4 separate regions of the Mus musculus genome follow, and regions 2, 3 and 4 are each linked to region 1. The links are chromatin loops, found by intact Hi-C in ENCODE. Cell type or tissue: left cerebral cortex. All regions are shown on one strand. Links, peaks and the distances in the headings refer to the core of each region. The heading gives the core; the rest is flanking DNA. Region 1 holds the start of Gm39615 (a long non-coding RNA gene). Region 2 has its middle 78 kb from the start of Gm26145. Region 3 has its middle 72 kb from the start of Gm39615. Region 4 has its middle 82 kb from the start of Gm31581.

Evidence for each region. A loop is a pair of places that touch in the nucleus more often than their neighbours do. Peaks named below come from ENCODE experiments on the same cell type or tissue, not always from the same donor. Only the 100,000 strongest peaks of a DNase experiment are listed, where the experiment ranks them.
Region 2: it touches region 1 in a loop (11-fold over the local background); 3 of 42 quality-filtered maps call a loop at or near these places.
Region 3: it touches region 1 in a loop (4-fold over the local background); 3 of 42 quality-filtered maps call a loop at or near these places.
Region 4: it touches region 1 in a loop (3-fold over the local background); 2 of 42 quality-filtered maps call a loop at or near these places.

Annotation. Positions count from the first base shown.
Region 1 is chr1:30,696,179-30,704,136 of GRCm38, reverse strand. It overlaps Gm39615 (a long non-coding RNA gene), which reads left to right and starts at 3,635. Exons shown (of 3, transcript XR_865312.1): 1 at 3,635-3,748. In left cerebral cortex, for the core only: a CTCF peak has its summit at 3,517 (motif pointing left); DNase peaks (open chromatin) are centred at 2,809 and 3,520; H3K27ac peaks cover 1,031 bases.
Region 2 is chr1:31,333,505-31,341,462 of GRCm38, reverse strand. No RefSeq gene overlaps it. Among named protein-coding and RNA genes, the nearest start is that of Gm26145, 78 kb to the right of the region's middle. In left cerebral cortex, for the core only: a CTCF peak has its summit at 4,166 (motif pointing right); a DNase peak (open chromatin) is centred at 4,171.
Region 3 is chr1:30,768,323-30,776,280 of GRCm38, reverse strand. It overlaps the pseudogene Gm6473. Among named protein-coding and RNA genes, the nearest start is that of Gm39615, 72 kb to the right of the region's middle. In left cerebral cortex, for the core only: a CTCF peak has its summit at 4,255 (motif pointing right); DNase peaks (open chromatin) are centred at 2,415 and 4,265.
Region 4 is chr1:30,580,804-30,588,761 of GRCm38, reverse strand. No RefSeq gene overlaps it. Among named protein-coding and RNA genes, the nearest start is that of Gm31581, 82 kb to the right of the region's middle. In left cerebral cortex, for the core only: a CTCF peak has its summit at 3,704 (motif pointing right); DNase peaks (open chromatin) are centred at 2,456, 3,227 and 3,730.

The DNA of each region.
Region 1 (7,958 bases), core at 1,348-6,347:
TGCCTGACCTAAAGCTTTACTACAGAGCAATTGTGATAAAAACTGCATGGTACTGGTATAGCGACAAACAAGTAGACCAATGGAATAGAATTGAAGGCCCAGAAATGAACCCACACACCTATGGTCACTTGATCTTTGACAAGGGAGCTAAAACTATCCAGTGGAAAAAAGACAGCATTTTCAACAAATGGTACTGCCACAACTGGTGGTTATCATGTAGAAGAATGCAAATTGATCCATTCCTATCTCTTTGTACTAAGGTCAAATCTAAGTGGATTAAGGAACACCACATAAAACCAGAGACAGTGAAACTTATAGAGGAGAAAGTGGGGAAAAGCTTTGAAGATATGGGCACAGGGGAAAAATTCCTGAACAGAACAGCAATGGCTTGTGCTGTAAGATCGAGAATTGACAAATGGGACCTCATGAAACTGCAAAGCTTCTGTAAGGCAAAAGACACCGTCAATAAGACAAAAAGGCCACCAACAGATTGGGAAAGGATCTTTACCTATCCTAAATCAGATAGGGGACTAATATCCAACATATATAAAGAACTCAAGAAGGTGGACTCCAGAAAATCAAATAACCCCATTAAAAATGGGGCTCAGAGCTAAACAAAGAATTCTCACCTGAGGAATACCGAATGGCTGAGAAGCACCTGAAAAAATGTTCAACATCCTTAATCATCAGGGAAATGCAAATCAAAACAACCCTGAGATTCCACCTCACACCAGTCAGAATGGCTAAGATCAAAAGTTCAGGTGACAGCAGAAGCTGGCGAGGATGTGGAGAAAGAGGAACACTCCTTCATTGCTGGTGGGATTGCAAGCTTGTACAACCACTCTGGAAATCAGTCTGGCGGTTCCTCAGAAAATTGGACATAGTACTACCAGAGGATCCAGCAATACCTCTCCTGGGCATATATCCAGAAGATGTTCCAACCGGTAAGAAGGGACACATGCTCCACTATGTTCATAGCAGCCTTACTTATAATAGCTAGAAGCTGGAAAGATCCCAGATGGCCCTCAACAGAGGAATGGATACAGAAAATGTGGTACATTTATACAATGGAGCACTACTCAGCTATTAAAAAGAATGAATTTATGAAATTCCTAGGCAAATGGATGAATCTGGAGGGCATTACCCTGAGTGAGGTAACCCAATCACAAAACAGCTCCCATTATATGTACTCACTGTTATGTGGATATTAGCCCAGAAACTTAGAATACCCAAGATATAAGTTACAATTTGCAAAACACATAAAACTCAAGAAGAACGAAGACCAAAGTGTGGACACTTTGCCCCGTCTTAGAATTGGGAACAAAACACCCATGGAAGGGGTTACAGAGACAAAGTTTGGAGCTGAGACAAAAGGATGGACCATCTAGAGACTGCCATATCCAGGGATCTGTCCCATAATCAGCCTCCAAACGCTGACACCATTGCACACACTAGCAAGATTTTGCTGAAAGGATCCTGATATAGCTGTCTCTTGTGAGACTATGCCGGGTCCTAGCAAACACAGAAGTGGATGCTCACAGTCAGCTATTGGATGGATCACAGGGCCCCCAATGGAGGAGCTAACGAAAATACCCAGGGAGCTAAAGGGACCTGCAACCCTATAGGTGGAACAACATTATGAACTAACCTGTACCCCGGAGCTCTTGACTCTAGCTGCATATGTATGAAAAGATGGCCTAGTTGGCCATCACTGGAAAGAGAGGCCCATTGGACTTGCAAAATTTATATGCCCCAGTACAGGGGAACACCAGGGCCAAAAAGGGGGAGTGGGTGGGTAGGGGAGTGGGGGGGGGAGTGTATGGGGTACTTTTGGGATAGCATTGGAAATGTAAATGAGGAAAATACCTAAAAAAAAAAGAATACTACTTTATTTCTGCCATACTAGAATCGTCTTTTTCAAGTGTAGGAAAGCATTCAAACACTTGGATAATTTATTACATACCAATGCTGAAAATCAAACAGGAGGCCTTGACCTCATCACACCAGATGCTTTTCATAATGAGTGTGTACAAATATAACTGGGATTTCATAAACTTTATTTTATAAAGAATAATTTCCATTTAGTATCTGACAGTCATAGTTCTACATCTGCGACTCCCAAATACTAACAGTCTCCCTTTGATGTTTTGTGACAGTCAATGTTGGCTTGTCCATGACAAACTATTGTTATGATATTTTCTCAATTCTAAGATTTCACAGCATGCGTTGGAAAACTGCTCCTTTAATTGATGGAGGAACATTTAAAAATATTAAGTATTTTCAGGGTGGTTTATCGTACCTAAGTGTATTTTTGAAATAAAGTTTATTAGAGCCAGGCGTGGTGATGCACGGCTTTAATCGCAGCACTTGGGAGGCAGAGGCAGGCAGATTTCTGAGTTCGAGGCCAGCCTGGTCTACAGTGTGAGTTCCAGGACAGCCAGGGCTATACAGAGAAACCCTGTCTTGAAAAACACAAACAAAAAAACAAAGAACAAAAAAACAAACGAAATAAAGTTTATTGCTGTACTTGTATACATACATGAGAGGTGAGAATACAGTGATCAATGTATCCTTGGGATCTGTTTTCTACAGAGGGTGCTGTACACAGTAACTGTAGTTGAGTGGACACCAGGGAGCACTGGGATAGCCAAAAATCCAATTTGGTTCTTCTCCTCTATTATGTATTTTAACGAAGTAAGCAGATGGTAGATGGATTTTTCTCCCTCTGGAAATGGCTGGTTTTGAAAGACTCCAGAATGCTAGTTTTCTAGGCACGGTTGTTGAGTACCATACCACGTCTTAAAATATACACTAAACTTTGCCAGGAAAATTAATCTACCCTGCAGCAGATGGATACATTTGTAAAAATACACAGCCACTGCTGGTGCCTCCAGCCTTCATCTGTAGATTCAAGTGTAAACATCTAGAATCTCTCTTTGTTCTTAGCTTCTTCTCAGTAATACAGAAGTAATTTCTTCTCACCACCCCTGCTCAATGCAATTAGGTTAGAGAGCCACATCACAATTGTTTTTATTGTTTGGTTTTTAACCGTTAACTAAGCTTCTTGGAGTGTGACTCCATGATGTTCGACTACGTCGTTTAGAGATAAAAGAAGTGTGGTTTTCCTTTAAAAGGGGTAAAATAAGCATTTCCTGAGCGATAGCTAAAAGTTACAGGTACTAGTGGTTTGCACAGAAGAAAATATACATGCTCTCCCCATCTGGACCAGGATAAAGGCACTCCATGCACGAACAAACCAAACTCTATCCAAATGGCTATGCAACATTTGGTTTATCCACCAGCAAAATATGAGTCTGTTTTCAATTCTTGCTTGTGGTGAGTCACTTAGGCATTTTACATAGATACTTAATTCTCACTAGCTTTATTTCTCTAATTCTCAGAGAAAAGTTGAGAATAAAAAAGACTTTTACCGTAAGGTAGGAAAACAGATGGCAACAAGGGAGATTATTAGTGCCAGCGAAGGAGGCAAGGCACAGAACACTCTGAAGCTGTGTGGGCTTTTTCCGAGGCACAATTCTTAGAAGCTACTGCCATCTTCTGGCTTTTCTAAGGAGGTGCGGAGGTGCTTTCATTCTAAATCACTTCGACATGCTGAGAGAGAGAGAGAGAGAGAGAGGGAGAGAGAGAGAGAGAGAGAGAGAGAGAGAGAAGACCATTCCTGCAGCATACAGATTCACAATGAAACATCTATATTACATTGTCATTTGTGACACAAGCTATGGATGTGGTAAGATCTCAGATTTGCTCACAATTCATGTTACATGACTTACATCGATTTACACTAGATCAAATGCCTGTAGCATATCGATTCCTGTTATAAAATCCTGTTATACGCATAAAAATACTACAGAATTGTATTTTGAGCAATCTTCTCATTCAATACTTTTGTTTAGCAATATGTTTCAGGTAATATATATATATTTCAGTCACTATATAACAATATGTAATATATAACATATAGCATAGCATATAACATATATCATATAATACATAATATATAATATAACTTGCAGGCTAAGGAAATGTTTCTTTTATTGTTTTAAACTATGATTTAAAAGATTAGTACTTGAAATGTAAGTTCCTTCAAAGTAATGAAAATCACAATTATCATACTTCTGCAGCTGTTAGGTGCTCCACCTAGACGACATTTTTCTGATACATTTCTGATGCATTTCTGATACATTTCTGATACATTTCTGATGCATTTCTGATGCATTTCTGATGCATTTCTGATACATTTCTGATACATTTCTGATGCATTTCTGATACATTTCTGATACATTTCTGATACATTTCTGATGCATTTCTGATACATTTCCTGAGATTGTGAAGGAAAGGCTTACTTTGGTTCATGAATTCAGAGGGTTGCAGTTTCATCATGGTGGAGTTTATAACAACGGGGGGGGGCATGCCATGCAATATAATATGATATGAATAATATAAGATAATATATCTAATCTAATCCGACCTCCAACCCAAACAATGCTACTCGCTGTTCCCATATGAATATTCCTTAATGTGTTTTGTGGCATCTCCTTCCCCTACATAAAGCTCTCCGCATGATGGCCATTTATCACCCCATTTATCTTGTTCTGATATGGACAAAATTTTGGTAATATATCTAAATTCTCACAGAAGTCCAAGAGTATGTGACAACTGTAAGATAATATGGAATTTCTTATTATTTTTGTCTTGTGACAAAACCAAATTTACTCTTAATACTATTTTAAATTTTAATTAATTTTTACATACATGGATGTTTTGCCTGCATGTATGTCTGTGTACCCTCTGTGTGTTTGATACCCTTGGAAGCCAGAAGAGGGCCAATCCTCTGTGATTGGAGTTACTCATTTTGAGTTCCTATGTGAGTGGTGGGAATTGAACCCAGGTCCTTTCGAAGAGTAATCAGTGTTATTAATCACTAAACCTGAGACTGCCAGACAATTCTGTCTCAACTTGCCACACACACACACACACACACACACACACACACACACACACACACACACACAATAAATTTAACACAAAAGGCTAATTATAAAGGATGAGCAGCGAAGAAGCAGAAGGATACCCAAACGTCTGAGCCTAGAGGACAAAAGCCTAACTAAGACTCAGAACCTCCGTGAGGATGCACCTTCTTACTGGGGCTGCTCAGAATGGGCACAGGGGTCCGGGAACTAGTAGGTGCTGCTGCCGCAGCTGTACAGGAGGGAAAACCAGCGCCCTAGCTTCTCTTTTTCCCCTATCGTTGTGTCTCAGGACATCTTCCTTGGGTAAGGACCATACAATTTGCACAGGTTGAGTTACGGATCGCAGGGCAAGCAACGGAAGCCTGATACTATCGATGATGGGGGCAGGTCTCGCCGTTGTGGTCTTATCCTCAGAAGTGTTGAAAAGGCCACTCTGCTGTTACACCTTTCTGCCTAGATGCTCTTTCCTTTCGTGTAGGAAAAACAGCTCTAAATTCTTCCTTCTGTGCTCTCCTTCCTCTTAGATAGCCTGGCAGCTGCGGGGAGGGGCGGGTCCATGACTGATGTAATGAGGAAGGAAAGCCTTTATTCCCTTAAGACTTGGCTCTGGTGGGTCTGCCATGTGGGACCTCCTCCATTAGCTCTTCTCATCTTTCCAATGGGTGCATGAGGTCATCCCCATGGCAGTGCGCATTCACGCGTGCGTGCGTGTGTGTGTGTGTACGTAGATGTGTATTCCCGTGAACGTGTACATGCATTTGTATGATAGGCCATATATATATATCAGTCTCATGGAGCACTGGGCAATGCTCCTTAGGAAAAAAATATTTTTAAATTCTTGAAGTTAAATATGTAAGATTATGAGATGAATCTACTTAATTGAAATATAATTAAGTTTAACACAAATTTTGTCATAAAAAGAAAACATATGCTTCTTTAATAATGCATTTAAATACAGTGTAGCAGCAGGTGTGATAATTACAACAATTTCAAACTGTGAGGAGCCGCAAAATATTTTAATGCAGTTTATAGCATTCATAATGAGATCTTACTTTTCTTGGTAACAAAATCACAGCTACTGATAATACTGTGGGTTTTTTCTTTTCCCTTCCTTCCTTCCTTCCTTCCTTCCTTCCTTCCTTCCTTCCTTCCTTCCTTCCTTCCTTCCTTCCCTCCCTCCCTCCCTCCCTCCCTTTTTCTTTCTACAACCCCTTCAATTTATAATGGAGGATTTACGTTTCTGCATTCACAGGTCACCAGTGACCCACCTGATTGTAGCAGCATTGTTTCCTTACTTGCAAGCTAATTCTTTTACCTTCAGTGTTTTCCTAGGCATCTTCTCTTCTCTGTGGCCTGTCTACACTGCCCAAGCTATCCTACCCTCCGGGCCCTGCCCACACTGCCCTGCACACTCTGCCTTCCTGCAACATTATCTCTGTGATACAGATTCTTAAAAATGCTGTCTCACCAGTTGAGAAGCCCTTGTGAGAGACCCATCAGTCTCTTTTTGCCAGCCAATTGCATCTATGCTTCAAATCTACGCCTTACAGAATGCTCAGATTCCAGGCTACCACACACCAGTGCTGATAGCTTTGGGTTGGGTATTGGCCACAAGGAACATCCTCAGCAAACAAGACTGTTTGAAATTATTCAGATGACCAGCAGAAGCCTTCGACATTGTAATAATTCCACATGTCTTGCAATAGGTACACCCTCTCTCCTACATTCAACTTTATGTGTGGTCTCCATTGCCTGTCTTCTTTCATTTGAAACTGTGACAGAAATTGTGCTTTGTATCTATCTAGGTGAGCTCTGGTGGAAATCACTCCGTTCTTCCACCAAAACAAACAAATAAACAGCAGCAACAGCAGCGGTAAGAGCAGTAACAACAAAACCCAAAACAACCTTAAGTCTTAACTATCCTCCCTGACATTCTTTCTATTCCTCCCTCCCTCCCTCTCTCTTATTGCTTTTGTTAGGTTGCATTTGCACTTCTGTCTTCTCGGCACTCACTAGACTCTCTCTGCATACACTGACATGGAAGGTTCATGAGAGTAGACTTTGCCATTTTTGTTCTCTGCTGAGTCTTAAGTGCTTAGAGTGTTGTCTGGGGTAGAAACACACTCTCTGTCCACCTTGTTTTTCTTCTTGTTCCTCCTGCTATTTGTCACTCTGGGTAATATTTTTAACCCAGTTTGTGTGGTTAAAATGTTACCTGACACAGGTGGCTGTGGATTACAATTCAGTAGGGAGGTTGCTAGGCATCTTGAAAGATTTTCTGGTTTTTGTGTCCAAAGCTCAGGGTCCTGGAAAGAGGGGCAAAATGTAAGCCCTCCTTAGGGATTGTCATAAAAATGTGTGCCCTTGGTTCATAGTAGTACTGTATGGGTGGTATAGTTTTCGAGTTTGTAAGGTATCCTGAAGGACAGCACCATGACCCTAAATGGTGGTCCAGGTAGTTCTGTCACAGTGTGTAATAGACATTTTGCTTTGGTATAAGGTTCACATTTTCAAAAAGATCTGTTTATTTTATGTAGAAGAATGTTTTGCCTGCCTGTATGCATGTGCACTGTTCAAATACCTGATATCCAGAGACACCAGAAGAGGGCACCAGATCCCATGGAATTGGATAGGTAATTGGCCTTGTGTGTGTTGGGACCTGAACCTGGGTCCTCTGAAAAAGCAGCAGGTGCTCCTAACTGCTGAGCCAGCTCTCTAAGCCCCAACATTCCTTTTATAGCATTAGGAAAGAAAGCAGGAACTTCTGAGGGATGCATTTCATAGGACCATGATTTGTCCTAATATATTGTTCCATAAAGTTGGTCTGTTGGTTAGAAGTTACACTGGGCCAGACACCATAACAGTTTATATTCCATCAACTATGTTCATTACTAGAAATGCCCCAAGAACCATTTTATTAGGAAATATTTATAAATTATGGTCACTGCTGCTCTGCCATTAATGCAA
Region 2 (7,958 bases), core at 1,283-6,282, 640 kb before region 1:
TCTCTGTGGTCTTTGTGCGTGATAGTCTTTTGGTGAACTCCAACACAACAATGCACAACTCCAATGAGGCCACACCTCTTAATAGTGCCACTCCCAGTGACCAAGTATTCAAACACATGAATCTATCAGGGAATCAAACCTGTTCAAATCACCACATTCCATTCCCCGGTTCCCATAGGCTTGTAGCCATAACATACTGCAAAATGCACTTAGTCCAACTACAAAATGCCCCACAGCCAATCACAGTTTAAACAATGGTTAAAGTCCAAATTCTTCTCAGATTCACGCAATCTCATAACAGTTATCCCCAAAATATCAAAATCAATAAGCAGATCACATACTTCCAACATCAGAGGATATAGATTACCATTGCAAAATGCCATAGTGAGGAAATACTAGACCACAGCAAGACTAAAAACCAGCTGGGAAAACTCCAAACTCTACCTCGCAATGTCTGATGTCCAATTCTTTTTGGCTTTGTTGACTGAAACATACTTCTTTATCTTTAGCTGTTTCTGCACCCTTTTAGCAGCTTTCCTTGATAGGTATCCCATGACTCTGGCATCTTTAACATCTTGGGCTCTCCAAAGCAACTTCAACTTCATAGCTTCTTGTTTCAATCTATGGGATCCATACATGATCTTCTGGGCTCTTCCAAGGGGCTTTGGTCACTTCTCTAACTCTGCTATCTATAGCACTCTAGGCTCTGGCTGATTCCACTCCACTGTTGATGCTGTTCTTAGTGGTAATCCCATTGGTACTGGTATCACCAATTCACTAGGATCTTTCACAGCAACTAGACTATACTTTTACTAGGAGCCTCTCTCATAGGCTTTCTTCATGGTACCAAGTCTTAAATTCATTGCATGACCCCTTCAGTCATAAGCCTTTAACTGCCACTGAGGCTGCACCTTCACAAATGACCTTTCCTGGCCTCTCAAAGTGCCAAGACTGAAGCCACAGCTGTTCTTTATTAGCCCACTTCTTCTACCAACTTCTTTAGTAGTAAGGATTCTCTAGAGTCACAAAATGTATAGAATGATTATATGTATATTTATATAATTATTGAATTCCATATATATATATATAAATGGCCTTCCATGGCCTCCTCACAGTGCCGAGCCTCAGCTGCTCTGCGTGACCCCTTCATGCCTTCAAAACCAGTACCCTGTAGTTAACTCTTACACATTGCTAAGTCCAGCCACAGCCCAAGGTACAACCTTTGCTATCTGTGGAACACAGCCTCTTTGTGCTCTCAAAAAACACTTCCCAGAAGATGTCACTTCAATGATGCTGGTCACTTCTTAATCACCGCTAATTTCTTAGCTCCAGCTAACCAGCATCAACAGTCCCAGTAATGCAAAGTTTTCACGTTAGTAGTTCCGGTATCTTGTTAATCACAGCTAATTCTTCAGCCCCAGCTAACCAGAACCACAGAATCTTCACAATCAAAGTAACAATGGCCCTGAAAAGAGTCTTTAATCTTCTCTCTGAAATTTCACAAGCCAGGCCTCCATCTTCTGCACTGTTCTCAACATTATCTTCCAAGCTCCTACACAACATCCCAGAGTTCTTAACACCAAATAGATCTTCTAGCCCAAAATTCCAAAGTCCTTCCACAGTCCTCCCCAAAACATGGTCAGGCTGTCACAGGAATACCCCACTATGCTGTTACCAATTTGTCTTAGTCGGGGGTTTTTTTTGTTTTTGTTTGTTTGTTTTTAGTTTTTCGAGACAGGGTTTCTCTGTATAGCCCTGGCCTGGAACTCACTTTATAGACCAGGCTGGCCTCGAACTCAGAAATCCGCCTGCCTCTGTCTCCTAAGTGCTGGGATTAAAGGCATGTGCCACCGCCTGGCTAGTCGGGGTTTCTATTCCTGCACAAACATCATGACCAAAAAGCAACTTGGGGAGGAAAGGGTTTATTCATCTTACACTTCCACATTGCTGTTTATCACCAAGAAAGTCAGGACTGGAGCTAAAGCAAGTCAGGAAGCAGGAGCTGATGCAGAGGCCTTGGAGGAATGTTTTTTACTGGCTTGCCTCTCCCAGCTTGCTCAGCCTGCTCTCTTATGGAACCAAGACTACCAGCCCAGAAATGGCACCACCCACAAGGAGACCTCCCCACTTGATCACTAATTGAGAAAATGCCTTACAGCTGGATCTCGTGGAGGCATTTCCCCAACTGAAGCACCTTTCTCTGTGATAACTCCAGCCTGTGTCAAGTTGACACCAAACTAGTTGGTAAAACTACCATCCCAGGGATGGCACCACCCACAATGGGCCCTACCCCCTTGATCACCAATTGAGAAAATGCCTTACAGCTGGATCTCATGGAGGCATTTCCTCAAAGGAGGCTCCTTTCTCGAGCCTATGTCAAGTTGATACACAAACTAGCTAGTACACCAACTAACCACACAGTGCCCAGTTGTGAATGGAAAGTCCAAGAATCTAGTAGAGTCTTAGTTCCATGAGGCTGGATGTCTTCTGTGTAAGATGGAAACCTGAAGAAGTAGATTCCAACAGATGTGCTGGCAAGTTAGCGCAAGTGGGTGAAGAAAGAACCCTTCCTTCTTCCATTGCCCTATGTAGGCTTCCAGCAAAAGGTATGGCCCAGATTAAAGATGTGCCTAAAGATCTGGACTAAAGGTGTATATCAGTCCAGAGTAAGAGCATGTCTCATCCCACCTCAGGATGGGGAATCAAAATTTTGTGTCTTCCAGCCTCAAGATCAAGGTCACAGGGGTGCCCTCCACTTCAGGATTGTAGTTCATTCCAGATATAGTCTAGATGATCACAGAGACTAGCCATCACAGGCAAATACACGAAGGACATTTTATGTTACCACAAGGATACTTGCTCAACCATGCTCATTGTTACCCTATTTTTAGTAGCCAAAAATAAGTGGAAACATTATAGATTCCTTCAACAGAAGAATGGATAAAGAAAATGTGGTACACACTTTACACGTTAAATCTTCAGGCAAATTAATGAAATTAGAAAAAAAAAAACCTCCAGAGTGAGGTAATTCAGACCCAGAAAGATAATTATGGTATGTATTCATCTAGATGTGTACATTAGCCATTAAATACATGATAATCAAGCTAAAATCTATCCACCCAGAGAAGTTAGGTACAGAAGAAGGGACTAGAGGGGATTTCCCTGGAATGGGGAAGTAAAACAGATTTTATGGATATACTGGAGGAGGAGGTTTGAACGAAAGGATCAAGTGAAGAGGAGAGATGCATTTGAGGGAGAGAACACAGGAGATACAGCTAGAATCAAGGGGCTTTAGAGGGGTGGTATAGGAGTGCAGTGGAGATTTACTGATATATGGAGTCAATCTTAATCAAGTCTCTGAATATTGAGGGAGGACCCGAAAGCTACAATCTGCCTGCCTTCAATTATTCTAGGGCAATGGTGGAACACAGCTTGAGAAAGTAACTAATTAATGTCTGATTTGACTTAAGGCCCAGATGGAATTCCTATCTAACACTGGATGACCTAGAACCAGAGATAAGGTAGTTCAGAGACCTAGGATAAAACCAAATAGTACTGGTCCAAATATATAACAATAAAATGACTCCTGATGATATTCTGCTGTACTCATAGATTGCTGCTTTATTCAGCCAATATCAGAGAGTCTTCCCTCTGCAGTAGATGGGCAAAACATGCAGGTGTGTTTTGCACAGAGAGAGAGAGAGAGACAGAGACAGACAGAGAAAGAGAGAGAGTTTGGGTCTAAATGAAATCCCCCACCCACCCCCACACACACCCCCTGACTCCACCACCAGCTCAGGGAACTCCAGAGAAGAGGAGGCAGACAAAGTGTGGAGGATGTAGGGCACCAAGAAACAAGGCCATCTTAATTAATTAAGCAAATTTCATGTGAACTCACAGAGACTGAAGCAGCAAGCACAGGGCTTACTTGGGTCCACACCAGGTTCGCTGCATACAAAGTGGGGCTTCAGTTTAGTATTTTTACGGGACTCCTGAACATGTGAATAAGTGGGTCCCTGATTCTTATTCCTTCTCCTTGGGTTCTTTCTTGTCTGATGGTTTGCCTTGTACAACTTCGAAGTGATGGTTTTGTTATCCTTTTATATTTTCTTTGTTTAAATTAAAAAAAAAAAAAAATCTTTTAGACAATGCCTGCCACCAGATGGAGCCAAATACAACTACTGTAGGACATTGAAGCACGTTCAACTAGAACTCAAGGTTGTTTTAGACTCTAGGTTGTTCAAATGGATTCATCTCATCGATCTTACAATATGCTTGATGATTGGCTAGTATAACATCAACCTACTTAGGGACACAGTCCTCTCATGTAGTTGATGTTATGAAATACAACACAAAATAATTGGCAGAAGGGAATAGGCACTAAAAAGGTTTCTTCCAAAGTGTGCCGCAGAGTGATATTGAGAAGGGTCTTACACCATGCATTCCGTATTCCCTTGCTCCAAGATTTACATTCAGAAATAATGTAGCAGAAGGCCTTGACAATTCTTAGAGAAAAGACGCTAATTGCTTTAAGCCATGTATTTTCAATTCCCACTAATTAACATTTTCCTAAAGAAATTTTCCAGGTGAGTATTAATCTAACAATCAGATGATATGAGGATTTAGAGACAGGAAACCACCACGGAAGGCCTGCCTGGGAGAATCTAGCATCCTGTACCTCCAACATCTCTTTAAATCTCTTGAAAAAGAAGTCACATTCGCTGAAAAAAAATTGATCAGGAAAACATTTTTCAATAGCGATTTATTGATTTTTGTCAGGAGAGGGTTAGAGTGAAGTATTCTTGCCGTGTATTTGCACAAGATAAAAATAAACACACTATTAGCTTTTTCTACTTTCAATTCTCCCACTTAAAACTCTTCTTCCAGCCTAGCTCTCTAATTTCTTCTTTTTCCTCTTCCCACACTAAGCTTCCAAGAAATACCTGCTTTGAGTTGAAAGTTCAATGCTTCTTAAACTTGCTTGCTCCAGTCTACAAAGGGTTACTAGGGACTTAAACAACACAGAGATCTTCTGTTCTCCACCAGCACCCTAACATGCTTTGTTCCCATCAAAAAGTAGTTTATCATAGTATTTGCTTTAAATCTCTCAATAGCTACAAAATCTATAACTAAGAAATCTATAGTACATAAGAGTCATAACTACAAGATCTATAACTAAGAAAAGTGATATATATACATTTCATTCATTTGCTTGATATATTTACATATATATATACAAATGTATAAATTAAGTATTTACTAAACATATTGCACATTATTTGTTACATATACTTATTTAGCAGATAAATATGTATTATTGAGCATACATAATAATAGCTGCTTTCTTATGTATACATAATATGGTGAAAAAAAACTTTTCTGTGCATAGGAATTCTCTGACCTGTTAACTTTGGGGGAAAATAATGACCCTGGGACATTTTTAAATACTAGGAAGAAAATGAAGGACACAATATTCCTGTCTGTTTAACACAGATATAGCACGTTGTGCCAAGCCTTGCATCTGAACACCTTGAAAGCACTAAATCATTTGAATCAGAGGCTCTAATATTTCACCTTCAATAGCAAACACCACAGCTGGGCTCCTCTTGCCTGCCTGTTCTATCACTTGGTGTGGGAATCCGGAGCTTCGCTATCTCCAGGGCAACACTCTTCCCTTCCCAAGCTCTTCCTTCACTTACTACACTGTAGCTTCCTGAACTCTGCTCATCCATCTCCACTTTTCCTTGGAGTCCCATTATCTAAGCACTGTGGTGTCCAAGTGAGCCCTTTGGGCCAATTTCTTGACACGCCTACTCTCTTAGACACTCCCACTCTCTTAGACACTCCCACTCTCTTAGAAATCCTGTGTATTCACTCGAACTCGTTTGACCTCCAACTTACATCCAGAAAAGAAACTTGTCCTTTGAACTGCAGCCTTATTCAGTATCCTCCTAGACATCTCAGATTAGACTGATGGGTAACAAAGATTTTAATAATAATGGATACAAAGCTGAGCTTTTCACCTTTTCCCTACTTTGGAGTCTTCCCCAGTCTCAGCAAAGCTACCTTTGTTCTCTAGGTTGCCTCTCCAAATACTTTGTAATTATCCTGGCTGTCTGCTTTTCACATGACTCATCTCATCTATCAGGAAATTCTATGGCTGTAGTTTCAACGGACTTAGATCCCAATCCCTTCAAAAATCAGGTCTCTTCCACCTACCTCTGTACAGACTGGCTTTGCTTGTCAACTTAACACAATCTGGAGTTATCACAGAAAAAGGAGCCTCCCTTGAGAAAATGTCTCCATGAGATCCAGCTGTAAGGCATTTTCTCAATTAGTGATCAAGGATGGGAGAGCTCATTGTGGGTGGTGCCATCCCTGGGCTGGTAGTCTTGAGTCAATGTGGAAGTATAAGCCAAATAAACCCTTTCCTTCCAAACTTGCTTCTTGGTCATGATGTTTTGTGCAGGAATAGAAACTCTGAGTAGGACAACCTCTCATCTAGATTATTACAATAGTTCCTTCTCCAGGAGTTTGTTCTTTCTCTACACTTCTGTTTTACTCTGTTCTCAAGTTAGCTCCCATGATACTGTTTTTAAAAGATGAGTCGCACTCTACATCTCCAGAAACGAAAACCAAAGTCTATGTTACCAGCCTAAACCCCTAATCTCTGTTCCTCAAGCTACACTGACGCCCATCTTGCAAACACACATCTTTGTGTCTTAGGACCTTGTCATTAGAAGACCCCTGGCACTGAGCTGTACTCCTTCAGTTGTCAGCGTTCATTGTCCTTCCCTATTCTTTCATCTGTCGGCTTCTTGATGGGCATGATAGCTCCTGGGCCCACTGCTCTTACCTACTCTTGTTTCTCATGGCTTCCCACTACTTACTCTATTAATTCGTTAAGTTTTGTCTCCACTCTGGTAGGATGGAAGCTTACTGTACGCAATGATTTTTGGTTCAGCGAACACCCTTTGAAGTTGGAATAATAATTTAAAATGTTGGTTTTTCTGTTGTCTATTAGTTCATGACCATCTTCAAGAAGTGTTAAGAAGGAACAGAAATGAGCACATTCAACTCTGAGCTGGGCATGAGATGGTCATCTATATGATAACATGGTTTTTAAGAGGGAAACAAATATTCTTGAAAAAATTAACTTCTAAGCCTTCTTTACAAGCTACTTTATCCTTCTGCTCTTTCATATACTCCTCCTCCTCCCTTTTCTCCTCCTCTCACCTTGTCCTCCTCCTCCTCATTCTGTTCCTTCTCTTAAAGAGTCAACCCTATATACAAGAAAGAAAACATCTACTGTATTTGGGGCACAATCCACTACTCATTCTGATTGCTTTCATAGTGACTGTAAAATTTTAATTTAGTAGATTCAAATGTGTGGTTATATACATTTACAATACCATGACAGTTTTAGTCACGTGAGTTATCCCTCTGCACTTTAAACTCTCTTTACTGAAATAAATAAAGCTTACTTCTGAAATATCCCAAGCCTGAAAAGTTGATTTTCTAGTCAATATACTAGTCATTAAGTAATGCCGTCCCTGTTGAAGTCTGAAATTTGAAAGTCAACCAGCAGTATTGAGAACGGTTGAGAAAGCACACAATTTGCTCTGTGGCAGTCCAACTGAGAGTGTGCAGTAGCTAAGCCCAGTCATGCAAGCATTCAATACACAGCAGAGACAATATGCCCAAATTAAAATTATTTTAATCAATACAATGAGATAGTCTTAAATATTCAAAAGTCAATTCCTCTGAAGAATCATTAAAGCATAATAGAACTACCACTTTGTCATTAAACAACAATATGCATGAGATTTTTGAATATATATTTCATAAGGTGTGACCCCCAAAGCCTTATAAAATAAAATGAGAAAATTAATTTAATAATATAATGGATAATCATATAAATTATGTAAAAGCATATAAATGTCAGTACACAGTGAATA
Region 3 (7,958 bases), core at 1,831-6,830, 72 kb before region 1:
ATTATTCCTGCTTGTTATTGATAGTCAGTTGAATGTTTAAACTGTCCTCTGTGTGCTTCTATGAAAAGACACTTTTTGTCATTCTTAGCTTTTCTTTGTTATTTTATGCAGCTTGAACTCATGAGAACGTTACTCATATGAACATTATTAACCCTCAAAGTATATGCAGTCTGCTGTTGTGAATTAAATTTGCTACAGCATGACACAAATCTGCCTTCTTTATTGGCTCCATTCTCCCAGGTCCCACTGCCTGTAAAGCAGTGACTGTCACCTACATCTGGAGTTAACCAACCTCAAGAGACTGGGTAGATGTGCCTGTGAGGAATATTTTCTTAATTAAATAATTTGCAGGGGGAAGACCCACTTTTAATCTGGATCTTTTGAGGTGGGAAGAGTCACCTTTAATCTGGGCCACACCTTCTGCTGGCATCCTATGAAAAAGACACAGAAGGAGGAAGCTTGCTCCCTTTGCCTGCTTGCTCTCACTCTTGAGGGCAAGTTCATTCTTCCACTGGCATTAGAGCCTGCTTCTTCAGGATATTGATGTATACTGAAGACCAGCTGAGACATCCAGCTTTGTGGACTGGATTCATGGACCTTCCATTGGTAGACAGCCATTGTTGAACTAGCTGGGCTACAAACTGTGTGTGTGTGTGTGTGTGTGTGTGTGTGTGTGTGTGTATGTGTGTGTCTGGATGAGGTTAACATTTGAGTTGGTAATTTGAGGAAGGCAGTTTGCTCTCACTGGTAAGGCTAGGTCCGAATGACACTGCACACATGGTCCCCATAATTAAGTAAACGAATAATTTAATTTTATAAAAGAGAATTTATATGCTAATGACTAATGTTGGTTTAGGGACCATACTTTAAGAGTTATTACACAAAAGCCAATTTCTGGCAAACTGGTAACACAAGGAAAAGATGTAAGTAAGCAGTTGTGTTGGGAAAAGACCCTGGTAATGACAAAGATGTTTGCTGTCAGTAGTTCTGAATTTTCTGAAAGGCATTGGCTGATTCTTCCTTCCTTCCTTCCTTCCTTCCTTCCTTCCTTCCTTCCTTCCTTCCTTCCTTCCTTCCTTCCTTCCTCCCTCCCTCCCTCCCTCCCTCCCTCCCTCCCTCCCTCCCTCCCTTCCTTCCTTCCTTCCTTCCTTCCTTCCTCCTTCCCTCCCTCCTCCCTCTCTCTCTCTCCCTGCCTCCCTTCTTTTCTTTCTCTCTTTCTTTCTCTCTCTCTCTCTCTCTCTCTCTTTCTTTCTTTCTTTCTAGATTTCATTTATTTATTTTATGTATATAAGTACACTGTAGTTGTCTTCAGACACACCAGATGAGGGCATCAGATCCCATTACAGATGGTTGTGAGCTATCATGTGGTTGCTGGGAATTGAACTCAGTACCTCTGGAAGAGCAATGAGTGCTCTTGACCACTGAGCCATCTCTCTAGCCCCATCGGCTGATTATTACTGGTGGCCTAGTCGTTTTACTTTTTCTTCCTCTCCCGCCTCCTCTATCTTCCTCTGATCCTTCCTTCCTTCTTGCTCATTCACTGTAAGACCACCATCCATAAGTCTCAGCCGGGATATGCTGTAGGTTTGTAACAGATGACCTTCTCTGTCGACCTGATGGCTTAGATGCTAGAGTGTGGTCTTTTTGAACCATAAACATTGTAGGGAAATGATTTAATATTTCACAGAACAAAACCAAACATACTTTATTTGTAGTAAGGATGTGTATGCTACCCTACAAACATTTGGGTTGGTGTCATTTGTTAAGGTATTTATAGAAATATGAAAGACTAAATCAGATGATCTTTCACCTTGTGTTTTGACTGCATTGCTAAAGACAAATTCTATAACCTTACCCCAAATGTTAAATTCTTCCACTGGGTTCTGTCTACTTTGCTACAAATAATTATAGTTACCTCTAACTGTGGGGAGTCTTGTTAAGTAACACTGTTTTTAAAAAGATGTAACTGTAGAGATTTCAATTAAGCACTTCCAGGGTGGGCTCAGACATCTGCTCTTACGAAGCTGCACTATTTCATTTTTTAGAGTCTAGACAGATGAGTTTTTGGGAACCTTGGATTGCTGGGACAGATGTGGTTTGGTTGTCATGGAAAGTGGGCAATAGCTGTCAATGCTTTGCAGCAAGTACTAAATGCTAGTATACAAGGGAGCACAGACAAAAGGGAGGATTCAAATGATGGAAAACAAATCTGGGGTTTCCAACATCCATCTTCAAGTCCATGGGTTAAGCAGACCTTGTCAAGGAGGTTCCCCTCTTCAGTAGGCGCCGTGGAGACTGCCATACTTCCTGAATGCACAGGGCTTTGCAAAACTGCCAGGTGGCAGAGCACAGCCTGCCTGATTCTATAGTTTGTGCTCTTACCACTGTCTGTAGCCAAGAAAACAGCAAGCCTGTTTCAGGAGCGGTGCCTAACCTGCTAACATGCAGGTGGGTGTGGCTGTCGGCTCAATCTCAGTATAGCCTGCTGTGCAAGGGAAGTGTGTTATCTTTTTGTAAAATCAGGCACAGGGAAGTAGCATAAGTTAAGCAACAAAGCAAGGTTATGATGCTCGGAGGATAAAGAGCTGGGGTCCCCATGTTCCAGAGATTACACTCGGATCTCTATTCTATTTCAGCCTCTGACACAGAGGAATTAGCCAATTTATACCACTTCGATAGAGACTGTATCCATAAATAAGTGACAAGGTGGGTTTGTGGTGTGTGCGTCCTAAGTACTGGAACTAGAGCCTAACACGTACCAGTCAAGTCTCTATACTGACATAGAACTTCTAGCCGTTGACAAGTTTTGATTGACTTTTCTCCGAATCTTTCCTTCATTGAGTGCAAGAAACATCTTCTACCTTTGTCCACAAGCTTACCTACCTCCTTGAATATACTGCTAAGAGCCTATTGATTTATCATGCCTCTATAATCCTTTTCAGACTATCTCATGCTATGAAAGTACTGCTGGTCTCCTTATTACACTTCGCACAAAGCCACACTATGCTTTAAAAGCACCTTTAAGGCGCTCTGCTGAGAATCAGGACTGATTACATCTTCAGAGAAAATGTTTGTTAGAGATTCATCGGCAGAATGAAGTGATTTTTATTAGAACCTGCCCTGTGTTCTGCAGGATTAGCCATGTTTTCCTGAGTTGTGAGTGCCGGCAGGCAAGAGGATGTTGCTGGGATGGCTCCTGCCTCTGTTCCTAGGCTTCGGCTGGACAGCAGCCTGGCCCTGGCCGAGGGCCTGAGGATACCATCTGAGCAGTCTGGTGATCAAATCCTCGGGGATAGATCTACTGGGAAGCTTATTTGTACCGTGTGAATTATCATTATAGCAATTCAAAGCATGCTTTTATTTCATAACGGGGTTTATAGCCAAGGTCTAAGCCTGTTTCTTTTCTTTTTCTTTTTTCTTTCTTTTTTTTTTTTTTTTTATTTTTTTGGTTTTTCGAGGCAGGGTTTTTCTGTGTAGCCCTGGCTGTCCTGGAACTCACACTGTAGACCAGGCTGGCCTCGAACTCAGAAATCTGCCTGCCTCTGTCTCCCAAGTGCTGGGATTAAAGGCGTGCCTGTTTCTTTTCTAACCAATGTAGTTTTTAATCCAAAGATAGTGTTGGGTTTTTTTCTTTTCTCTTAGCATCTCACACTGTAACTCATATTACTATATTACTATGTAGCCAAGGTCAGCCTGAAACTCAAGGTAATCTTGCTGTAGTCTCCCAAGTGCTGGGTCTAGGTGTGAATGGCCACACTAGGCTTTCAATATTCCCTTTAATCTTGGTAGCTTGAAGTGCCTCTGTGTGCCATCTTGGTGGTATGGGTATGATGAGTTGAGTTTGTTTCTTTTCTTTTCTTTTCTTTCTTTCTTTCTTTCTTTCTTTCTTTCTTTCTTTCTTTCTTTCTTTCTTTCTTTCTTTCTTTCTTTCTTTCTTTTTTTTTTCTGGAAAGGCTTTTTATCTCAGTCCACCAATCCTCTCCCTGGGCACCAGTGCCAGCCGCGTCCACCAAGGGCTTCCATTCTGACAGTCTTACGAGTATCCTACTCCAATTAACCAACCCTTGCTCCCTCCTGCCCGGAGTCACTATAGCCTATCTGTCCTGGGCAGTTCCTAGTCTCCAAGAAGAGTTATCTCCCAGGCCTACTCATTCCAGGCTAGTGCCCAGCTCCAGTTCCCACACACACTGAATGGGACCTTTAGGCCTCTCAGCACTAGCTCTGTCCCCCCAGAAGCGGGCCTTCACTGACAGACAAGACAGGCCACCAGATGGTGCTACAACTGCCCAGTCTATACTGGGTATCCCACTCAGCCACATCCCTGTCCACAGATCTCTGCATCTGGACACAGGGAAATATCAGGGAGGAGTCAGCTGAAGAGGACAGCCAACTGGAGGAGCCAAAGGCCTGCTGGGGTCTCCTAGTCGTCGGCTGATGATCCGTGAGGATGTGGAGGGGTGGGCTGGACCCAGGCTCAGGGCATCGTTTGCTCTGCCCCTCAGCGGCAGCTGGGGCAGCACGCTTATTGCGGTGGTGGGGGAAGGTAGGCATGAGCTCCGGTTCACAGGCTGCAGGAGAAGGGCAGCTTCAGGGCTGGCCTGGAGCTGGAGAAGGGGCTCCCGGTGGGGCGTGCTCCAGGTCTAGACAGGACTCCTCACTTAAGCTGGCCCTGACCCGTCTCTCCCTTTCTTCTCCCCTGTGGGGCCTGTGGTCCCTGGGAATCCAATATGGACAAGCAGGGCTTCTCGCTAAGCTCCTAAGAGGACCTAAGGTGATCCCAAGAACTTACGCAGGGGCTTCTCCTTGAAGTAGGAGCTCTCCAGGCAGTCTCCCGAGGTTGCCCTGGGGAATGATAGTGACCTTGGCCTTAGAGAGGCCTATTTCACTCAAACTTAGCCAATCTCAACAGCCCAACCTAATTCTCCAACAAATGGGGACTGAGACCTAGACACTGACAGGCAGCTCAGAATGGCTCTAAGACCTAAGGCCACTCAAACTGGACACCTGGCACCTATGGGTGTCTGGGTATGTCTGGGAAGTGGGTATCTATGGTCTGTGTTGTGAGAAACCATCTTTAAAAGGTTTGTTGAATTGAGATGGCTCAGTGCTACATTGCTCACCTAGTGTGTGCAGGGAAGTTGGCCTTAGCTTCCGTTCCCGAGACCAGAAAAAGTACATTATGGATTTGGGTTTAAGATGTCCTTCCATCTCTGCAGAAGCCAGGGCCCTGTCCTCCTGAGGGGCAGGGCTGCCTAAAGGCAAGGTCTGTACCTTTTCTTAGGGTCATACATGAAGAGGAAGTTGAGCAGACGGAGTCCGGCCTCTGAGAGCCACGGGAACTTGTGCTTGAGGTTGTTATAGGGCTGTTTCCTCAAGCTGTACTGGCCGGCCAGCGGCAGCTTGGAGAAACCCTGTAAGAGGCAGGGACTAGAGCGACAGGGCCAGCAGGCATGGACGGGGACTGAGGGTTGTCGGTAACACCCACCGGCCAGATATTCTCACTCGGTGTCCCCAACAGCTGTACAATCAAGTCGATCTGGTGGATCTCGGAAGTGCCAGGGAGGAGGGGCTTATGGGCCAGCAGCTCTGCCAGGATGCAGCCGACAGCCCTGTAGAAGCCGCCGACCTCCACTTAGCAACTTATCAACACACACGTGAAGAAGCAGGCAAATGGCCATAAGGCTTTCCTACAAGGTCTGCAGTGCCAAGTGAGAACCTGAGGCTGGAGCCAGTGAGCACCCCAGCCGTGTTCTCATGCTCCCCCTCCTTGGGTGCTGCGGTCAGGCTCGCTACCACACCAATCCTGCTCCCCCTGACCAGGGCTGACCTCCAGGGCCAGAAGACTTGAGGCCCTGGGAGCAGAAACCATGCCTACCACATGTCAATGCTGGTAGTCTGGGTGGTAGTTCCAAGCAGCAGCTCTGGGGCTCGGTACCAGAGGGTAACAACCTTGGGAGTCATTGGCTTTACTGGAACACCATAGGCCCAAGCCAGGCCAAAATCAGCTGCAGCAGGGGGGAGAGGAGAAAAGACGATCCATCACTCAGTGAGGACAAACAAGCTGCTGTCTGTCTTTACACAGCCCTTGTCTGTCATGAGCAAGTTGGACACCTTCAGGTCCCTGTGGATGTGCAGGTACTGAAGGCCACGAAGCACCTGTAGCATGATGCATTTAACCTGGGCCATCGAGAAGGGTGTTGGCATAGTTTCCAATAGGCTGGCCAGATCTTGTTCGCAGTAACCCATGACCAGGAAGATGCTCTCCAGGTGGTTGCCCACAACCACCTCCTTCAGCTCCACAATGTTTGGATGGCAGAGACGCAAGAGCAGTGTGATCTCACGCAGGCTGCTGATGGGGATGCCATCCTTCTCTTTGTCCATCCGCACCTTCTTCAGGGAGGTAATTTCATCTGTCTGGGTATCCCTGGCCCGACACACGATGCCGTAGGTGCCCTCGCCAATCCGGTTCAGCTTCTCAAACACCTTAACGCTTCAGCATCTTCCCAGCCTGTGTTCTGGAGGCACGGTGAAGAAACCTTCCTTACGGATCCACTTCAGTCGAATCTGATCCGACTCCAGGTCCACCTCCGCCATCTTGAGTTTGTTTCTTACTTTGTCTATTAAATAAACCCCCAACGTTGGAGTTTCCGTATTCACAGCAGCTTCCCGAGATCTACCGTGTCGAACTTATATAAAAAGCATATTATGTAAAACAAATTAATTATACTCCCTCTTATAGTGTTCTACAAGTTCACTTTCTTATAGGATTTATCCCAGAATACTACTCTATAATTACTTATTTCTTGTGTGTGTGTGTGTGTGTGTGTGTGTGTGTGTGTGTGTGTACCCTGTCCAATTGTGTTGGTTTCTATCTAAGTCCCTGGGCCATAGGCAAGGGCTCCCTCTCCTGGTGTGGGCCTTAAGTTAGAGCAGTCGTTGGTTGTCCACTCCCACCAGCTCTGAGCCACCGTTGGCCCAGCACATCTTGCAGGCTGGACAGTTTGTGGGTGGGCTAAAAAGCATGATCCCAGTTCAGAAACCTGTCCCATGGCTACTTTCCAATCTGACCTAAAGTTTTAGTTTAACCAAAAACATTTGTTAACCATTTATCTGCCACTCCCGAGATGTTTACTGGGTATTTAATGTTCTTAATGAACATTACAAAGATTCCTGCGGCTGTGAGTTTACAATCTGCTGAACTCTCTCTCCAGCCGTGTTCTGCCGCTGTTCATCCTCCAGTCTACGTGTCTGTTTAGGGTTGTGTTTTAAGTATCTCCTTTTCTGGCCTGCATCATCTCTCCTATCCACACTAGCAATTCCTCCGATTGGTTCTCACACTACTCAGCTATGAATAGCTATGAATACTCTCTGTTCCTCTCTTTGGTGCATTGCCCTGTGAAATATCATGGCTTTTGCACATTAGCATGGATTCAACATTGGACTCATGCTCATGGAACCTGCAGGAGCTGAGGAGGCCCACAGTGGGCACATAAGGAGTGGGTAAAGTCCTTATATGCATCGTTGGCAAATACCATTGTCTCAGACCCATGGGAATTTGCAAAGCCTTTCTCTACAGGAGGTTCAGAGATATGGCCAAGCCTCCCTTGATCTGAGTTTATGGAACAATTGGCCAGAGTGTGCAAAAGCTGGCTACTACAGGGTCCTTCTCCCTAAGACTGCAAACCAAGACTGCTCCCCTACAGAGACCTTCTACTGAGATGAGCTAACCTCCTCCTCATGCTACACATAACACATGGGCTGAGGGGGTGGTGCAAGGCCCACCTAGTGAAAGAGTCACTGTACATGTGTTTGTGTGTCTGTTCGTTCTTCACTCTCTTATTACTTAGGTTCTCTCATTAGTTAGGTTCATAGGCAAAGTCATGAGAACACTGCACAGGGTCGATGATGAGATGCCACTTCACTCTCAGCCAATGCATTTGCAGGACCCTCCCTAGGAC
Region 4 (7,958 bases), core at 1,118-6,117, 120 kb after region 1:
AAGGAAATCTCATCTGTTAAAAAAAAAAAAGGTTGTGTGTGATTTATTTTCCCTCCCCAGACATTCAGGTCAGTTCCTCTCCTTTCTGTCCTGGGTTGTGTCTCAGAGGACAACCTTTGCTGTTGGGTGCCAGGGAATAAAGGGAGTGGGAGAAAACCTATGTCCCGCCAGATTTCCAGTGCTCTGAGTAGGTGGACATGGAAGACTGCCACATGCTTTCAACATGGCCCTGGATGGATGTCTGGTTGTGGGAAGCAGTCCAAGGCAACAGATTCTCAGCCTTGGGCATCCTGCTCTGGATACTGCGGAAGAGCTGAGAACAAATGGGGGCCCTGGGAGCGGCTTGGTCAGCCTCAGAGCCAAAGGGAGGAGAGGGCAGGGGGAGAGGGTCCACTAGGTGGTTCCCATGAGGGCGAGAGTCCTTGGTCTGGTCGGTGGCTGGAGGGCAGGAAGACCTTCCGGTGGGAGGTTACACATTAGGGGAAAACCTATCCCATCGTTCAAGCATGGCAGGCCTCGATGAACAGAGACAGTATGTGATTTTAGAGCTTTATTGTAGAAAGGCAGGGAGAAAGGAGAGAAAGTAGAGAGAGAGACCGGCCTTGGCCACATGGAGAGAGGCGGGGAAGGGAGAGGGAGAAGGAAGGCTAGAGAGTAAGAAAGGTGAGAGTTTAAAGAGAGTGAGGAGGGGCCCAGCAGCCCCTTTTATAGTTGCCTGGGCTATAAGATAATTGTGGGGAGGAGCATAACTGGCTATAGTCAGGTAACTGTAGGGGTAGAGTCTAGCCAGAATGCCAGAAGCTTGGGACACTGTCTGCCTGCGTGATTTATAGTCACAGAATTATGGAGTTGGGGGGTCTGTGGTGTCAGGCACCTGGCTTTGGGAACGTGGCACACTTTTCTGTCCCTTGTAGAGTTCTTTACTGGGTCGCAGGAGCAAGCCTCATTCAACTAAATTAGGCTGCCTTTCATAGCCCCACACTTCACCATTCCTTTCCTGGGGAGCCTGGGCGGTTTAGTTAACCAGAAACCCCTGTGGCAGGTTGGGAAGGTGGAGGGAAGAGAAGTTCTTGGAAGATACCAAGGGCTCTCTGGCAACAGCTCCTGTCAGGCATCTCCATCTCAGCCTTAGATCTCCTCAGGATCCTCTCAGCACCTTGTTAATACCCTTCCCTGTGTGTAGAAGAGTGTCCCTAATCTTCTGTGATGTGGTGTGGCAATGGTCTCATAGGTCTCCTTAACATTTCATCCCGTCTAAAACCAAAATGGCAGAATGTCTCTTGGGGCTTATGAGTTGAATTTGGATTCCTGTGTGGGTTCAAGCTGATATAAAGTAAATGCTTTGCTTTCCAAAATCATTTTGTTTGGTTTTTGGAAACAGTTGTCATCCAATCCAACGGGAGGGAATCTCTGATTATATCCCCCTGGGGTTGACATAATCAATGAGTGGAATTCAGAGTCCACTTTGTGGCACTGAGCAGGCCCTGCACCATCCTATATTACATCTTCTCATTGCTGGCCACTAGCCACTGGGTGATTGTGAGCACACAGGAGTCCTCAGGGGGAGGCTGTCGGAGAACACAGGCACACAAGCACATGCCAAGGAATGTGGCCACGTAGATTGTCATTCTGTTCTCCTCTCTCCTTCCTCCTGACCTTTAAACCTTTAGTTTGAATGAATGTTGATGAAGTGTGGTTTTCGGGCTGAGAACTTACTCAGTAGACACTTGTGTTGCTTCATACTTCCAACTGTGCATTAGGATCTCTGGGAACTTTGGAACATGGTTTCCTATGGACTTTGTTTCCTGGTGAATAAAGTCATAGTGGTACTTAGTCTTAGTACTTAGTCTACCACAATGGTACTTAGTAATTAGGTAGTACTTAGTACTACCACAAGCACTATTCACTTAGCTACTTAATCTTCCTCACAGGTGTGCTTAAAGTCAGTAGGAGTGCTATCACCATTGGGAATGTCTGTGGGTTCTGGCTTACTCTTCTATAACATGAAATAGTAGACAATGACTAAATGGTGTTTAGAAGTCTGTTCATACATCATTTTTTGTTGTTGTTGTTGTTCCTAAGACTTTGCACAGTGGAGAACAATTTGAATTTCACATTTTGGAGAATTTCTTCCACAGGTAAAGAAGTGGTATATTCTTTTTTCCTGTGGGTTTTTTTGTTTGTTTGTTTTTTTAGACTTATTTATTATATGTAAGCACACTATAGCTGTCTTCAGACACCCCAGAAGAGGGCACCAGATCTCATTACGGATGGTTGTGAGCCACCTGTGGTTGCTGGGATTTGAACTCAGGACCTTTGGAAGGGCAGTCGGTGCTCTTAACCGCTGAGCCATCTCTCCAGCCCTACACTATTTTTCTCTTTTCCTTTAAAATTTTTATGTGTAAGTGCTTTGCCTGCATGGGTGTTTGTACACCACATTCGTACAGTGCTCTCAGAGGCTAGAATAGGATGCCAGATCCTTGTGAGTGGGAGTTGGGGATGGTTGCGAGCTGCCATGTGAATGCTGTGAAGTGACCCAGCGTTCTCTGAGAAAGCATCCAGTGCTCTTAGCCCACAAGCCACTTCTCCAGCCCCCCCTAACATATATCCTATATTGGCGAAGGCCAGTATAAGATCAGTGTTAATAAAGATCAGAAGGAAAAAGGAGGATATACCACAAATGTGGTTAACGACTCAGAGCCTAATATGTAAAGCTGTAGCCTTCAGAGAGGGAAGGAGAGAGGAAAGACATACAAAGTGATCTTCAGAAGTTCAGAAAAAGCTCCAAATTCAATGTACGGGAAGCTGGCGACCAGGCGTTCGGCTTCCCTAACTGTGAGAGACTACATTGCCACTATTTAAGTACCCAGTCCATGGTAGTTTGTTATGTCAGCGCAAGTTGCCTAGTACTCAAGACAGCTTTAATTATTGGTAATATAGACTGCTAACTACTTAAAAAAATTTCAAGCCTGGGGAGAGAAGATAATTAGGTATGGATTATAAGAGTTATTTTTAGTGATTTTTTTTTAAAAAGTAAAAGCACGTGACAGCTCATGCTTCATTGTTAACTGCTATTTTGCAAGGCGAGGCAATTACGTTCACTGTAGGGGAAAATGTCAAATGTTGTGAACTTGCTTAATTTTGAGCATGATTTTATAGGGGACAGAAGTTGCCTTTCCTGTTCATCTAACATGGGTCACTTTCCAATACTAATCAGAAAGAACACATGGGAAAGATGTCCTATATTGGGATCAGGCTGACCCACTTTCCAGTCTGCATTGACAAATAGCTGCTTCTGTGACTTTGAATAAGTCATTTTATCCCCCAGGCCTCAACGTCTTCATCTGTTAAAAAAAAAAAAAAAAAAAAAGAGTGGAGTTCAGGAACTGAATGGTGTCTGGGGATCCTTTGTGCTGCAACATTTTATCATTGTGCATAAACACTGATTTAGCTCAACTTCAATTTACCACACTGTGATAAGCTGCAGAAACGATGCTTTTTTTTTAGCGTTTTTATATGATGTACAAAAATATTCAGTGAAGTCTAGATATCAATGTATTGATTTAATTTTTTAGCAGAGAAAATAAAATAGCATGATTTTCAAGTATCGATGCAAAAGAAATAAAATCATATGCTAGACAAACAGATTTCTTTCTGTGCATGTTTTATGCAAATAGGCCATTTTAACTCTTGCTATGTTAGGAGATGGACGCTAGGTGGCAGCAAAGAGTAAGCTAATGTTAAAATGTGAGAAAATGCACCCTCTGTCCAGGAGTAAAAATCCCTCTATCATAAACGCCACTAGAATTGTCGCCACACTCCTCTATTTAAAGAAGCTAGATAGAAAAAAAATAACAAATAGAACTTCCAATCAAAGCCAGTGAAATGGTCCTATAGTGAATTTTTACTCCCTTTAGAGATGTTAGTTGGCAATATATTAAATGTAGAACCTTTTATGGAAATTTCTGTAATATGGATTGTTAATAAGCACAATGTAGTAAAAATAAGATAGAGTTACTTATAATTTCCTTTGTTTCAAAATTTACATGGATAACATATAGCTAATTCAAAAGGGGATTTCAAGACATACCATTTTGAGCTCAGTGGTAGTAAATGCACCGACCTCGCTGTATTGTATTTGACATATCACTTCTTTAAATTATATATGTTGACTCTTTTCTTTCATATTCATTCTTATAATTTAAATTCCAAAATGTGAAATAATGTGATTTTTAAGTATATTATTGCAGTAAGTCAACATTTAGTTTCTTACTCTAGTTTCCATGTAGCTGCTTTCCTACAGCTTTCCTTGAAGCGCTTTGCTTTGTGTAAGAAGGACCATGCAGGGGCTGGTGAGATGGCTCAGCGGGTAAGAGCACCCGACTGCTCTTCCGAAGGTCCAAAGTTCAAATCCCAGCAACCACATGGTGGCTCACAACCACCCGTAATGAGATCTGATGCCCTCTTCTGGTGTTTCTGAAGACAGCTACAGTGTACTTACACATAATAAATAAATAAATCTTTAAAAAAAAAAAAAAAAAAAAAGAAGGACCATGCAGTCCACCCCACAAGAGCTTTCTGAAGTTGTTTGCAGAGGCAGTTAACCACAAGCTACGTGTGCCCTGTGCAATAGGAATCTAATTGGAATCCTAGATAAAAATTTCGCTTGGAGTGCAAGATTACGCCATGGGTTACGCAACACCTAATAGCAAATTCAGGGTGCCACAACACTTCCGTAATAGCAGGCTGCGGCTGAGGGAGAGAGGGATGCCCAGATGACACCTTTTGTTCTCATTTTTGATTGACAGTCTCTGACAATCTTTGTGACTGTGGGGATATTGCTTTTACAGGTATGGGGGGGGGGGGCAAATTTCTGATGTCTAAAATATGCAGTCACCATCAGATGATCGGTAGGTCTTATAGACTTTTTAAAATTACATGACTCCTGTTCCACTAAGACTAAGCTAAAACAAACAACAATAGTCTCTGGAGTTGGCATTTATTTTCTTAGCCATGTTTTGTCTCTTCTTTGACCCGTAACAGGAAAGCAAAACCAGGAAATGAAGGACATATGTGAAGAGGTTTGGGGAGCTTCTGCATTTTTGGTTAGTATTGCTACTGACTGCCTAGGGGACTTAGAAGTGAGATTTTTGTCTGTTCCACACTTCTGCCCAGCAACCTTGGCAGAGGACCTTAGGGCATATGCCAAGATAGTCCATGTGGGTATTTTGGGTGTTGATAACAGCATCAGATGCATGGAATGTGAAGATTTATGTCTTATGCTTAACAGAACTTAATCTCCCTGAGCCTCATAGCTACTGTCTGTAAACTGTAGATCCCGATGACTGAGGAAGGCAGGCCTAGAGATGAACAAAGGACGCGAATCTTCACTGCCTGCTAGGGGAGAATTTTTGGGAAACTCTGCCTGTTAAGAAGTATGTTTCTAGACAAAATAGAGGCTCCACAATTTATTCATTTTTAAAGCTCAAATGTCAGGGGTTCTATTCACCAAGGATAACAAAGAAAGGAAGGAAAACGAGAGAGTACAGTTTATTACCTTAAACAGTAGGTGATTTTAAGAATTCTCACATCAAAATCCATGTAAGTAGACTTTACAATAGATAGAATTCCATATAAAATAGAATTGTAGCACCTTTAGCTTGTTGTTCACTGATTTCACATATTCCCAGGATCCTGGCCATTGTACTTTGTCCCCATAGATTATTCCAGCAGAGTGACCTTGTCCGCGGATATATAATCTTTTAAAGTTCGCTTTAACTCTCACCTTTGAAGATGTTTAGGCACTACTCTGGAAATTGGGAATTAATCTAGTCGGAGAGATCCTCAACTTTCAGTTACCCCAGAATAACATCACAGACTAAAATACTCCTGACCACATGGTGCGACAAGCCACACAAAGGAACAATTGCCTTTTCTTCTTAGACTATAATGGCCTAGCAGGAAAGGCTCTTAACATTTTTATTTTCTGTGCAGTTGCTCATTTCATAGCATACTGTATGTAAAAGTTAAACAAATGCCACTTGGGACTTTCACAGTGTATTTAATGGCTCAGCATGTCTTGTTTCTAGTCTCTGGGAACTGCAGAACCTGAACAATGCAGCTAATGGCAGGTTACTCTCTAACCATTATACCAAAGGCAGAAGGTGAAGGACTGGAGATGGCAAGTGGTTAAAAATGATTATTAGAAGTGGAACTAGACCAAGAGCTTGTGTTGCATTTTGATGATTAATCTAGAAGCCAAATTGCAGCTTTGGTGCAACGTTGGTGCCTGTGATGGTTAATAACCGAATCCTAAGTCATGGAGCATGCTCGGTGTTTAGTGATACTTCACCTTATGATGCACATAAGCACAGAACACTATACATGTATGGAAAATAACTTATTGATGTCATTAGCTAAAGATGGGACTTCATAAAAACGACAAACATCTGAGTAGAGGCTTTATAAATTATATTTTATATGAATGCTTAATTCATTACCAAACAGAAACATTCTCAGTGAGTATTTGTGAATTTCTGCACAGAATTTTAAAATGAATATTAGTTCATTTGCTATTTGACTACTACAACTTGATTTCTCAGTTTGCTCAGATCTCACTCATTGTGTGATATTGGGGAAGTTACTCAAACCATGTGAGCTTGAGTTTTCTTAAGAGAAATAGGGAAGGTTACCACCAAATTAAAAGTTACTATCAGGAATAAATAATACATGAAACTGTGCACACATATCTCAGCACATTGCATGACTAATGTTGCACTTGATAAAATACAAGTGAATTCAGATCTCAGGTCCTCTGACATGGGGTCAGTGGCTTTGTATTAAGTCAGACTTAAAGAAAGCATCGGCTAGTCATTATTTCATAACCCATGGCCAAAACACCTGATAGGCTTTGAAGATTTGCCTTGTGGACATTTAAAAGTCATGCTCATGAATCAATTAGCATTTCTGCTGATCTGGAAACAACTTGACTTGAGCTAGGCTTCCTTTCTCCCCTTCTCTTCCCCCGTGGGCTCATCATGGTTGAGCTGTTTTCAGAGACAGCACTTCTTAGATCTCACATTGGTTTAATATTCTGTGTGCCTTCTGCAGCTAGGCTACCCAAGACCTTCTCAACATTAATTCTGATGCATTATCAGCCTGTCAGAAGAAATGCTAGTTGCTGTAGAATCTCTAGCCCATGAATCTAGAATCTGTAGACAGAAACAGAAGCCAGAAGAAGAAGCTGATTGTCTTGTGTTAAACTCCTCTCCTGGCATAGGATGCTATGTAGTGGTGGGATAGCTTTTCCTAATCATAACCATTGAACTTTCCTCTGTGAAAGTAATGAGAAATCTCTGAATTATGGGAGTTATAACATTCTTGAACTATTTTACTACTGAGATTGGTTTCTCTAATCTAGACTGAGGTCATAGTCATTTCCTAACCGATTTTGTAAAATGAAACGACACAAAACCACGTATTTTCAATGAACTTCGTTGTCATAATCAAGCCATCTGGCCCCTTTGTTTCCTTTTCCCAACAGAAGAATGGGGCAATAAAATCACAGAGATTATGGAGGTCAACTGTCATGATATGTATGTTATGCTTTGAAATTTTAAAGAGCTAGGAAATTCTGGCTCATAAAATAGTAGTTAATATCGGAAAGGTCTTCCTATTGATTTATAAGCTATGGCTTTCTTGTAAGTATCCACTGACCACCTCTAGGCTCAGCTTTGCATTTATTGAGAAACAGGATAATCTTCTAGCTTCATCTGCTTCATGTCCAAGAAGGACATTTGAACAAATGCAGTTATTAATAACTTAATAGCGATCATTTCTGTTTTTATCACAATGTGTCCATAGTGATTATAATGGGGCCAGGCACACAGTAGGTATCCAATGAATACTTGCTGAAGGACCAAGTGTAGGAGGTACTTACTGGTGTTGCCTTTCAGCAG